4 separate regions of the Homo sapiens genome follow, and regions 1, 2 and 4 are each linked to region 3. A link is a contact called in ENCODE Hi-C data. All regions are on one chromosome and are shown on one strand. The core of a region is the stretch at or near the end of the contact, and the rest is flanking DNA. Distances in the headings are between cores, read along the strand shown.

Evidence for each region. A loop is a pair of places that touch in the nucleus more often than their neighbours do. Pooled maps may share reads with other maps.
Region 1: a pooled map shows a loop between it and region 3 (11-fold over the local background). The contact joins the promoter of FAM20B here to the promoter of SUCO in region 3. A Hi-C loop is called at or near these places in 8 of 50 pooled maps.
Region 2: a loop to region 3 is called in a pooled map, with 7 times the contacts of the local background. The contact joins the promoter of IER5 here to the promoter of SUCO in region 3. A Hi-C loop is called at or near these places in 5 of 50 pooled maps.
Region 4: a map of CD8-positive, alpha-beta T cell shows a loop between it and region 3 (17-fold over the local background). The contact joins the promoter of POU2F1-DT here to the promoter of SUCO in region 3. A Hi-C loop is called at or near these places in 2 of 168 maps with a recorded cell type or tissue (CD4-positive, alpha-beta memory T cell and CD8-positive, alpha-beta T cell) and 10 of 50 pooled maps.

Annotation. Positions count from the first base shown.
Region 1 is chr1:179,024,459-179,027,158 of GRCh38, reverse strand. It overlaps FAM20B (FAM20B glycosaminoglycan xylosylkinase), which reads right to left and starts at 1,265. Exons shown (of 8, transcript NM_014864.4): 1 at 1,061-1,265. RefSeq lists silencers at 479-1,218, 1,259-1,448.
Region 2 is chr1:181,087,259-181,089,958 of GRCh38, reverse strand. IER5 (immediate early response 5) reads right to left here and starts at 1,259. Exons shown (of 1, transcript NM_016545.5): 1 at 1-1,259. The coding sequence starts at 1,056. The coding sequence ends at 73. LOC124904465 (a long non-coding RNA gene) reads left to right here and starts at 1,458. Exons shown (of 2, transcript XR_007066762.1): 1 at 1,458-1,684; 2 at 2,089-2,162. RefSeq lists silencers at 321-540, 741-900, 1,211-1,480.
Region 3 is chr1:172,531,835-172,534,534 of GRCh38, reverse strand. SUCO (SUN domain containing ossification factor) reads right to left here and starts at 1,385. Exons shown (of 24, transcript NM_014283.5): 1 at 1,038-1,385. The coding sequence starts at 1,099. RefSeq lists enhancers at 997-1,156, 1,767-2,016, 2,077-2,186 and a silencer at 1,277-1,446.
Region 4 is chr1:167,219,250-167,221,949 of GRCh38, reverse strand. It overlaps POU2F1-DT (POU2F1 divergent transcript), which reads left to right and starts at 1,414. Exons shown (of 1, transcript NR_185889.1): 1 at 1,414-2,119. POU2F1 (POU class 2 homeobox 1) reads right to left here and starts at 1,064. Exons shown (of 16, transcript NM_002697.4): 1 at 992-1,064. The coding sequence starts at 1,052. RefSeq lists silencers at 1-81, 92-371, 592-741, 1,092-1,191 and an enhancer at 1,372-1,481.

The DNA of each region.
Region 1 (2,700 bases), core at 16-2,515, 6.5 Mb before region 3:
AAGGCTAAAAAAAACCCCACATTCCTACTTCCCTTCCAAGTGAGAAATCAAACCTCCAGAGGGAAGCTGGCTGGGTGGGGAAGATGCTGATATCTGGCACTAGACCCAAGTCGCAATAGCAAGCAACTCTCATTTTCCCAAATTAGAAACTCCTTATCCATCCCAATGATGGTATGGTCTTTAAAAGGACTAATAATTCCATTAAGACTAACCAAGCCCTGTTACCCCTACTTTCCCTCCAATCCATCCTTCTACCCCTTCTCTTCTTATCCGGAGACTGGCAGGTTAACAGAAGTCAGATTAGAATGAATCTCTTATCAGAACCCACAATCAAGGACGCAGCTCGACAACTATTCACATTCATCATTAAGGGAAACGTATCGGTCCGCTCTTAATCGCGGGGCCGTCACACCCGGAAATGAAATCTCAAGCGCAGCCCACTGAGGGCTAACACAGCATTCGTTAAGTTGTGCCCTTCTGCGAGCGCCCGGCGCAGGACCCCAGGAGACCGCGGGCCCCGGGCACGGTTGCCCCGCCTTCCGCCTCCGGCCTGCAGGTCACTCGCGCTTCCCGGCCACGAGGCGGGCCCAGCAAAGACCCCGCGAGGGCGCGCTCCCTGGGCTGCCTCAACGGGCGCTCCGGGGAACACAAGAGAGGCACCGGGGCCAATCGCCTCTGGGGACCGCGCAAGGGGACGAGAGACGGTCACTAGAAGGACCTCTGGCAGCCTGAGGCGGCCCCAGGTGGGCCCGCGCCTCAGGTGGGCCAGGGACGTGGCGGCCGAGGCCGCGTCCCTTCAGCCGCGACCGCACACAGGGACACGCGGCCCGAGCGGGTCTCCCAGGAAGCCTCGGGCCCTCGCCCGGGACCCGCCCGCAGCCACTCGGGGACGGCTCAGGGCACCCGGTGCCCGGCCCCTCAGGGAGGCGCCCCGCCCCCAGGCGGCCCCAGCCCGGCGCGCGCTACGTACCGTGCCCCGCCCGCGTGCCGGTCCGCATTTTCCCGCCCGCCGCGCCGGGGGCGGGGGTCGCGCGCCCTCCCCCGCCCCCGCGCCACTCACCTGTCGGGCCCTAGGCTCGCTCCATGGCCGCCCGCGCGGTGCGGTGCGGCGCGGCCCCGGCCGCCCCCGCCGCCTCCGGGGAGGGGCAGCCCCACGCCGCGCTCACCGCCCCCAGCCGCCGCCGCCGCCACAGCGGCTCCGGCCCACCCCCGGCCCGGCCATTCCCAGGCCACCTCTCGCCGCGCAGAGCGGCAGTCCCACACCCACCCCCCCGCCTCCGAGGCCCCCGGCTGTTGGTACCGTCCTAGCGTAGCGCCTGCCCGACGGCCAATCCCAGCGCTCGCTCGGCGCGGCCCCGCCCCCGCCCAGTAGGCGGCCCCTACCGGACCCGCTCCGGACTGCCCCCCTTAACCTCTTCCATACCGGGCCCGTCCGCTTAACTCCCTCGGCGCCGGCGCCGGTCTCCTGCCGGCCGCGCCGCCCTGCCCGCTTACATAAACTGGCCTCTCACTTCTCACTTCCTTCGCTCTTTTTTCTTTTTCTGTATTTGTCCTCCATCCCCCACCCCGTCTTCTCTTTTTCTTTCCTGCTTTTCTTAGGTAGGTAGGCAGCCAAGCAGCAGGACTGGAGAGTTGCGGTCCCCTAGGTCGAGTTCTGTTTGTGAGAAGCATTTTCCCTCCTCCTGTTGCCTTTTTAATTTGCCTTGACTTCTGCTCGGAACTTCTGCCTATCTAAATGTATCCCCCGCTTCTTTTGCCCAGAAAAAGGCTAGCCTTTCCACACTGAGTGCAAATGGCTCTTCATTCGGACCAGAGCGGAGCGTCCTGCTACATACTTTCAGGAGCATCTCACAAAATTATGATTCATTTACTGTAATATTAGTTGTTTTACATCTGTTTTTTGCTAAGGACCGTAAGCCCCATGAGGGCAGGTCAGTCGCTCCTGGGTCGCCAATGCCCGACCGTAGTGCACCCAGTGGGCGCGGATAAATCGTGTGAATGAAAGATTCTGCCTTCCCTTTGTTTGCTTTCAGCTGACTTATACAGAGCCGCCACTGTGTCCATCCATTTATTCACCATATACTAAAGCGCAAACTTAGTGTGCCTGACCCTGAAATATAATGCAGGTTACTCCATGGAATAAGATGCGTGATGGGGAAAGACTGAGCTGACACTTTTTCTTCAGGCCACATAGTTCATTTAATCAGTAAGGCGTACTGAACAGAATTCTTTCTTACTGGCTGTATGATACTGGATGTGCCAGTTAACTTTGCTGAGCATCAGTTTCCTTAACTGGAAAATGGGAGTTAATAACTTCACAGGGTTGTTGTAAGGATTAAGTTAGGAAATGTATGGGGAAAGTACTCTAAGATTATTGTGTATGATTAGGTGTTATTCGTCTGTATATTTGCTGAGCATTTACTATCAGGAGATCCTAGAGAAATAATTGGGCTTGACACTTGCTCCGGACAATGTAGTTAGGGAGGCAGCATTAATCACTGCAGGAGACGTACAGTCAAATGCAGAAGGCATTGTATTAGCTTTTTGCTGCGTGTAGTTGAAAAGGTTTGGAGGTTTGGAGGTCGTTTTCTGGCCGGAGAATACATAATTCTTGGGAAAATGAGCTGGAAGATAATGAGAATCTACCTTATTTCTCTGCACAGGAAGATCAGTCTGCCTGCAGTTAGCTAATCTCCCTGA
Region 2 (2,700 bases), core at 10-2,509, 8.6 Mb before region 3:
GCCGGGAAGGGCCTGGCCCTCACTTCGGGGACGCCCGCTGCTCCACCTCCTCCCCGCAGGGGGGCCAAGGGCTCAGAAGGCCACGATGGCTGTGCTCCAGGGGTTCATGTCTCTCAGCACCGGCTTATCGCAGCAGATCTGCCCGGGCTCGGCGGCTTCCGGACCGCTCTCCTCTCCCTCCTCTTCCTCTCTGCCGCCCCCGGGGCTTTTCCGTAGGAGTCCCGAGAAACTGGAACCGAAGATGCTGATGAGGTTAGCCACGTTCCCGGTCTCCATCTCCTCCGCGTCGTCGTCCTCTCCTCCACTCGGCGGCTGCTCTAAGTTCCGGCGGGGCTTCTTGAGCGGGGTCGAGCCGGGCGCCGGGCAGCCCGCTGGGCCGCCGCCCACCCCCGCCGCGCAGCGCTTCCTGGGGCACACCGCGGGCGGCGCGGGGGGCTCGTCCTCCGCTGGTTGCGGCGCGCAGCAGCAGGCAGCGCGGGGGGTCGCGGCCGGTGTACCCGGCGGGTCCTCCCCGCCTAGGGGGCAGCCGCAGGGGCGGCGCGCGGCACGAGATACCTCGGGGAAGACGCCCCAGCCTCCGGCGGTACCCTCGGCTTCTCTGGCCGCCGCCTGGCGCGGCCCCTCCACGCGGCTCCAGGCAGCTTCCGTCGCGTCCGCCTCTCCGCCCTGAAAAACGTCCCCGACTCCAGTCACCGTGGCCACCGGCACCTCGTCCCCTACCCGCGGCGCGTCTGAGACGGAGGAGCGCTCCGGCTGCGGCTCGGTCTCCGGCCAAGAGGCACGAGCGGCGGGCGGGGGCGGCTCTCCCCAGCCGGCGGGTGGCCCGGCCGCCGGCTCCCCGGGCTGCTGCTGCGGTGGCGGCGCCGGGGTCCCAGCGGGACCGGCCAGGTAGAGGCCGGGGCACGGGTCGCTCAGGTAGACTTGGCGGGCGCTGCGCAGCACCAGCGAGACCAGGAGGTTCTTATGCAGCTTGATGCCGCCGCGCTGGACCCGCGAGTTGTAGATCTTGCCCAGAGAGATGCTGACGATGCGATGAGCCTCCAGCTTGAACTCCATCTGCTTCCCCTGCACAGGGCCGTCGGCGCCGGGGTGACACGTTTGGAAATTGGGAGGGAACGGGAGGCGCAAACAAGTCCGCCCCCTGGGCACACCCTCGATCACCTAAGACTCCGAAGAGAAACGACTCTGGTGACGCGCGCGCTGCTCTACTAACCTCTCCAAACAAGACAACTTCCCCGTTTCGGGTCCGGTCGCTAAACAGGGCAGCCTGGCTGCCCCGCGCCTTATATAGGCTTCTCGACCGCCAATCACGAAGGGCCGCCAACCGTTCCGGGGCTGGCCGGCGCGCCCTCGTGCGCCGCGCACGGCCAATCGGAGCCCGAGGAGGGGCGCCAGGGCCCGTTCGAACGTTAGTCCCGCGGAGCAGGCTCTTAAAGGGGGCGACGGCTTGCGGCCGCAGACCAGGCCCGTGGGGAGTGAATGTTCGGGACGGTGCTCGAGAGCGCTACTGTTTGGAGTTACAGATTCTGGCTTGTGCGATGGCTTGCCGGAACCAAAGCGAACAAAATATTCGAACTTTCTTCCGAACACGGTGGTGGACTCTGTTCTGCCATAAAGTCCTGATCCTTCCCTGATCGACTCCGCCCTCACCAGCCACACCACCGTTTCCAGGCCGGCCACACCTGTAAGCGACCCCCCTCAACCCTGGCAAAAATAGAGATGGTGGCCATACGCGGCGGAGGACACCCCTGGATAACAAATAGTATTACTGCAAAGTATTTGGCAATCATTATTTTTGGATGAGCCGCTTTCCCCGCTAGAGTCACATACACTCTTAGCAGCTGTCAGTTCTAACCCCAAAGAAAAGGGGGATTCTAAAAGTTTTTGCCTAGGTTTTTGGCTTCTTTTCAAGGAATCGTGTCTAGATACAAAGTTATTGGTTGTCCTCTAAAGCTGGCATCTTTCACTTTGTTCTCTAGATTCTAGAACAAACCCAGTTATCAAATAAGTTAAATGGAAGATGTTACAGGTTCTCCACAATGATTTTTTTTTCCTTTTTTTTTTCCATTTCCATTTTTCCATTACAAGGACTGACCAGTCCACCCTTGGAAAAATCGAGCAAGTTCTGAAAATAAAAAGAAAGAAGTCCTGTGTTCCCATGATGATGTCATAATTTCATTTCGTGTCAAGGTAAAAATATAGTGCTAGGGAGTTCCAGAATTTTCTGGTCAGTCAACAACTTAGTCCATCTACTGGTCCTTATAAGTATATCAGGACACAATTACCACGGGGTTGCCCAGGGTCCTGGACTGGAAACATGGAGTCACTTCCAGTTAGTTCCACCGAAGCTCCACCACAGACCTGCCTGAGGACTCTGGGTAAATAACCTCAGGCCGCTTCAGTGTCTCCACTGCTGAAAAGGGGGAAGTCACATACACATCTGCGTTATTGTACAGACGATAAATGACAACTTCTCAGCCACAATCTGAATGAGAAAACTAAGCACTGCTTTCTTGGAGTCCATGTGGAACCCTGGGCCTGATCCTGCCCCGGGGTTGGTCAAGCAATGAATTTATTTAGGAAAAATACCAGTGAAGAGTGGGCTTGATCATGACCAATTCACAATCTCCAGAGGATGTGATGGCTCAATAGCATTACCTGTGCCCACAACTGATGGTAACTGAGACAGCAGGCTCTGAG
Region 3 (2,700 bases), core at 136-2,635:
TTATGTATTATTTTATGTGAGCAACAACTCTACAATTTCAGTGCTTCTGGAATCCATAAGGCATCCATAAAAATGAAAATAGTGTTGGTGCTTTGCAGAAATAAGCAAAACAGGAAACTTAATTTCTATTTTAATATAACAAACAGCAAATCGCCTAGACTGAAGAAGCATCTTTTCAGTCATCAATTGTCACACATCTTTGAAGAAATTCCCTGGGAGGAAAGAATGGCTTTTCCAAGTACGGTGACAGCAGTCCCTCGACTTACAAGCTTTCTCTGCTCCTCAAAAAACTCCAGAAGTGCCTGGGATTAACAGAAACTCCGTAAAACTTAAGGAGTGCTTTAGGGACAAAGCACTCTTCCCGCCTTGAAAATACAGCATTTACCTTCCCGTCACTAAGGGGCATTACCAAAAACTACTACACACACTACATCTAAGACACCCTCTCCACCAAACCAATTGAAAAAGTGCTTCATAACACACATACACACACGCCCCCCAAGTTTCCAAAAACAGCGGCCCGAGTGTACTTGGGATCAAACGCTGTGCGAGAAATGTCCAGGAGAACTACTGCTTATACATTACTCTTACCTTCATGACCACTCACGTTTTAAAATCGCACGTCCGGAACGCATCACATCCGACGTGCTTTATCCCCTTACCACACTAAGAACGCAAAGACTGGCGGCAAATCGGAGCAACTTACTTACCATCAATCTGAACACCCACCCCAAACCCTGCACCGTCTCCAAGGGGTAGAGGAACTGAGTACAAAGGCACTTGGTGGTTCCCTCTACCTTGGCACCTCTCTCTCTCCCACTGAGTCTCTGTAAATTCCAAAATACACCATGAAAATCTCCGCACAGAGCACTACCAGACCAGTCAGATGGAGAGTCGAGAAGTAATCGGTTTGTCCCTTCCACGGGGGCCTTGGAAACCCGGACCCTAAAAGCCAAAATGACCAGGGGGTGTGACCTGGGCTGCTCCCTCCCATTTACTCCCCTCACGGGAACTCCCTTGTCGTCGCGGCTACTCACCAGACCAGAGAGCACAGAAAGAGGCAGGAGACCAGGGCCAAGGCCCGCCGGTGCTTCTTCATCTTCTCCTCCTTCTTCCCCCTGCCAGAAGGCGGCACATCCTCCCGGCAGCCGCCACTGCCGAGGCCAAGATGGAGGAGCCGGAGCAGGAGCGCGAGAATGTGACCGATAGTCCTAAGGGCTATGGCGCTGGCTGAGCGGCTCCTCAGTGGCTCGCGTCCTGGCAGCCCTCTCTGAGGGCCCCACAGAGGCGCGGACAGGGGCGCTTCACAGGACTCCGGGGACCGCCGCCGCTGCAGCCACCGGCTCGTCCACGCCCGCCTCCTGCAGCCGCCACTGCCGCCCCATATCCTCCCCGCCCGCCGGGGGCCTTGCTCCGTGAGGCCAGCGACCAACGGCCGCCGCGTACTCGCCTCTCAACAGCCAATCGCCGGCGGGGCCGCGACACCTCACACACCGCTGAGCTGGAAAGGGACGCGTCACCCAAGTCCCGCGGCGCCCGCACCCCCACCAGCCTCTGCGCAGGCCACGCCCCCTTCGACGTCGCAGGCGGAGAAGCCGGAGGCAGGAGACCACAAAGCGCAGGAGCAGATGCTCTCGCCGCTCCGCCCGCCCCAGGTCCCGCCCACTTGCTGGCTTGCGTTCAGAAAGCCGGGAGGAGCCCAGTGATCCTCAGCATTTCCCCTTACAGTGGACCGCCCTTCGTCCCTCGCGCGCTGAGTCCGCGCAAGGGCCTTTGGGAGTTGTAGTTTGCCTTCCAGAATTCGTTTTTCTCTTTCCCAGTCCCTCCTAGAATCCATGGTTTTGTTAGAGAAGTCTATAGTTTCGCTGCTCACCACGAGACTGATCAGCTTTGGAACTGTTGCACTGTTTTCCTCTTTTGAGCACAGTTCGTGGAATGGCCTAGAATGACGTGTGTGTTGTGAGGGAAGCTGCACCAAGCCCTTTCCCTGTGGCAATGGACTGCCCCATTGAGCTAGATGTTGATTGGTAGATAGAAAGGGGCGTGCCAAGAATCCTCTCATCTGATTGGTTGCAGCGGAAAACCTTTCGCTTTTTCTTCTCTTCAGCAAGAATTTCGCCGCTTGCCGGGTTCCTCACTTTAAGTGTGCTTCGTTGCTTTTCGTTCTGTTGGTTTCGAACTTTGGGTTCTCTGCGATGGAGTCGGAAGGGAGGAGTTGTCCCCATTAGAGGAGCACCCACAGACGCTCCAAGTCCTGGGGTTCACCTAAAGTGGGGAAGGCAGTCGCTTACACTCACCTAAGAAGAGCAAAAAGTGACCACTTCTCAATACTAAGTAACGGGGCAGCATGCCCATTCCAAGTGTTTACGCCGCTGAGGGGACGGAGGCTGCAATGGTCTGTGCCTTGGAACATGGCATAATGTTTAGTGTGAAAAATGTTTAAAGGACGGGTTACTTATTGTTCATGTGGCCGTAGGGAAAAAACCCTCAGTAAAATGCCCACCTAACGCCTAATTTTGAGCCGCGGAATTTCCTTATGAACCTTCTAAGTTGAATTGGATGTTAATTATAGTCCCAAAGAACTGAATGATTTGATCCGCTCTGTGATTCTTGGATATAAGTCAATTTGATGTTAGAGAAATTATACAAAGGGTGATAATTTTTGTTTTAAAGGAGTTCACCCTGAACTGCCTTTTCTGG
Region 4 (2,700 bases), core at 165-2,664, 5.3 Mb after region 3:
AAGCCCCGGCCGACAACGCAAAGGGGCTGCCGACCGCCGGCCGGGGGCGCGCGGGCCGCCCCAGAGGACATCCCCTCGGAAGGAACTTGCCCCAAGGACTCCTTCCAATCCAGTCCACCCCCCAGGGGGGGCACGCAGACCCCTGCGCGGGTTCCCCACCCCCGCCGCCCCAGGCCACCTCGCAGCGCCCACGACCGCTCACCCCTACCCACCTAGAGAGCAGGCCTGGCTTGGGTCAGGCCACCACATTGGGGACCAGTGGGGCGAGGCCGAAGTGCCTGGGGCCGTGACCCCCGGGCTCAGCCCCGCGCGGGGCGCGGGCAGGGAGCTCTCCCCGCGCGCACCCCCGGTTGCCCTGAGGGCCGCCCCCCAAGGCGGGCAGCGCCCCCCCGCCCGGGCCCGCTCCCGGGGGAAGACGCGTGCGGGTGTCCGGCCGCCGGGGTCCGCTCCGGCCCCGCCGCCTCCCCGGCATTGTGCTCGCCGCCGCCTCCATCCCCCTTCACGCCCCCCACCCCGCGCCCGCCCGGCCCCGGCCGCCCGCCCGCGCCCTACTGCGCCCCGCCGGCCCAGCAGCTATGAATATGTAAAATGTCTTTATTGTCCTCTCCCTCTGCCCCGGCCCCGCCGCCCCGCCGCGGACCCGCTCGGGTTCGGGCACGGCGGCGAGGAGGCGGCAGCGGCGGCCGGCAGAGGAGGAGGGCCGGTGCCGACGGGCAGACGGCGAGCGGCGGCGGGGTGGGCCGGGTGCAGGAGGAGGGCAGTGGATCGCAGCCCCCTTTGCCCCTTGTCTTCCCCCTCCGCCTGGCCGCTCCGAGCCTCTTTCCCCCTCCGCTCAGCGCCCGGCGGGGGCTCAATGCTCCCCGGCCCCCCATCTCCCCGCCGTTAATTATAATAATCCTGAGTACTAATAAATTATGCTAAGTCGCGGGGGGGGGCAGCGGGAGCCGGGGTTGAGTATGAATATGAATATGTAAAATGCTGTAATGATTACCTGCTGCTGCTGCCGCCGCGGCTGAACTCTCATCTTGACTCGCTGCTCCTCCGTCCGCCATTTTGAATATTTTAACCAAAATCGCCCGGTCGATAAACCCTCCCTCGCTCTGGCTCCCCTCCCCCCTCCCGCCCTGCTTGCCTCCTCCCTCCTCTCCGCCCCCTCCCGCTCCTTCCTCTCCCCGGGCGCGCGCCAGGGGGCGCGCGAGGCCGGCTCTGTTCGCCCCGGCCCCCTCAGAAGAGCTCCACCCCCTTCCCGCGCTCTGCGCACGCGCCTTCGGGGCGCTGTGGCCCTTCGGTAGCTAAAGCAGCGCCCTCAATCAGCCAGGCACCCTGTGGCTTCATTTTTCGTCTCGGCTCTGCGCATGCGCGCCTTTCTCCTGCCGCCAGAAGTGTCGCCGGCGCATGCGCTCCCTCTAGCTCAGAACCAGATTATATAGTATCCCGGGCGCCTGTGTCTTCTTACACTTCTCCCTTTTCCTCCCGCCTTGCTTCCCTCCTGGCTTCGCTCCGGTCTCCCCCAGTGGCCTGTGGCATTGTAAAAGCACGGCAAGGAGCGCAGCGGCCAGAAACGTGGGGGCGCGTGGAAGGGCAGTGAGCGGCCCGCGTGCCCTGTGCTCCGCACTTTCTTCAGGGTTTCCGCGCAGTTGAAACATTGGCAACAATGGATAAGCCGCTCCTCGCTAGGTAATTTCCGGCCCTCTGGGCAGGTAGGGGCGGAAACGACCGCCACGGGAGCCGGGCATGAGGCACCTGCTGAGCCACACGCGGGCCTCCCGCTTTAAATTTGAATCCGAGCTAATCCCCGCCCCCGGCTCTGCTAGTGCAGGAGACCCGGCCCCGGCAAACGCGAGGGGGAGTGTCGTGTGATTGTTTTAATTAGCCCTAAATCTCTTCTGCTCTACTTGCTTCTAACGCCAGGCTGGCTTCCTCGGGAGCTAGGCGTCTTATTAAGTCGCTAATTTCCGCCCTACCCTTCCTTTCTGCCTTCACGCCCCTCTAACGCCGCTCCCCCCAATCGAAACAGACCCCATATTCTGAGGCTTCCCCCCGCGCCTTCTTCCCGCCTTGGAACACCTTTTAAAACCTAGCAGTAAGCTGATGACTAATAAAAATGTCGAAATCGTAACTTCATCGTGAATTTTATTTTGCTGTGTTTCTCAGAGTAAATATGGTATTGGGGAAAGGTTTCGCGTTGCACATATCTTTCTTGGTAACTAGACATAATGTTGCTGAGTTTTCTTTATCTTAAATGGCGAAATTCCCTGGACAAAGTCCCAGGTCTAATTATTTTACGAATTTTTAAAGCCCTATTTTTGTTTGTTTGTTTGTTTTTTAAGAATAGAAAGGTGTATTTCATGGTAAGCAAAGTTTAAAAAAAATCAGCTCTAGTTAATCTGTCTTGAGAGATATGACTGAAGTTTAAATTGGGTAGAACTGCTGGTTCTACAATTAAAAACAAAACTGATTTCCAAGTGAGTGCAATTATTTTAATGGGTAAAGTTTTAATCATCAGTCCTAGAATGCTCGTTGGACTCCTTTAACTGTGCAAGTACAGTTAAAGCTATTGTCAGTGACAGGCAACGATTTGGGGGTGGGATTGATTTGTTCGTGGTAATTAAGCCTTAGGGTGTGTGCATGACTGTTTGAACCAAATAATTAGACCGCCCTGTAATCTAATTATTTAGAGCCACGCCAACCAGCACACTT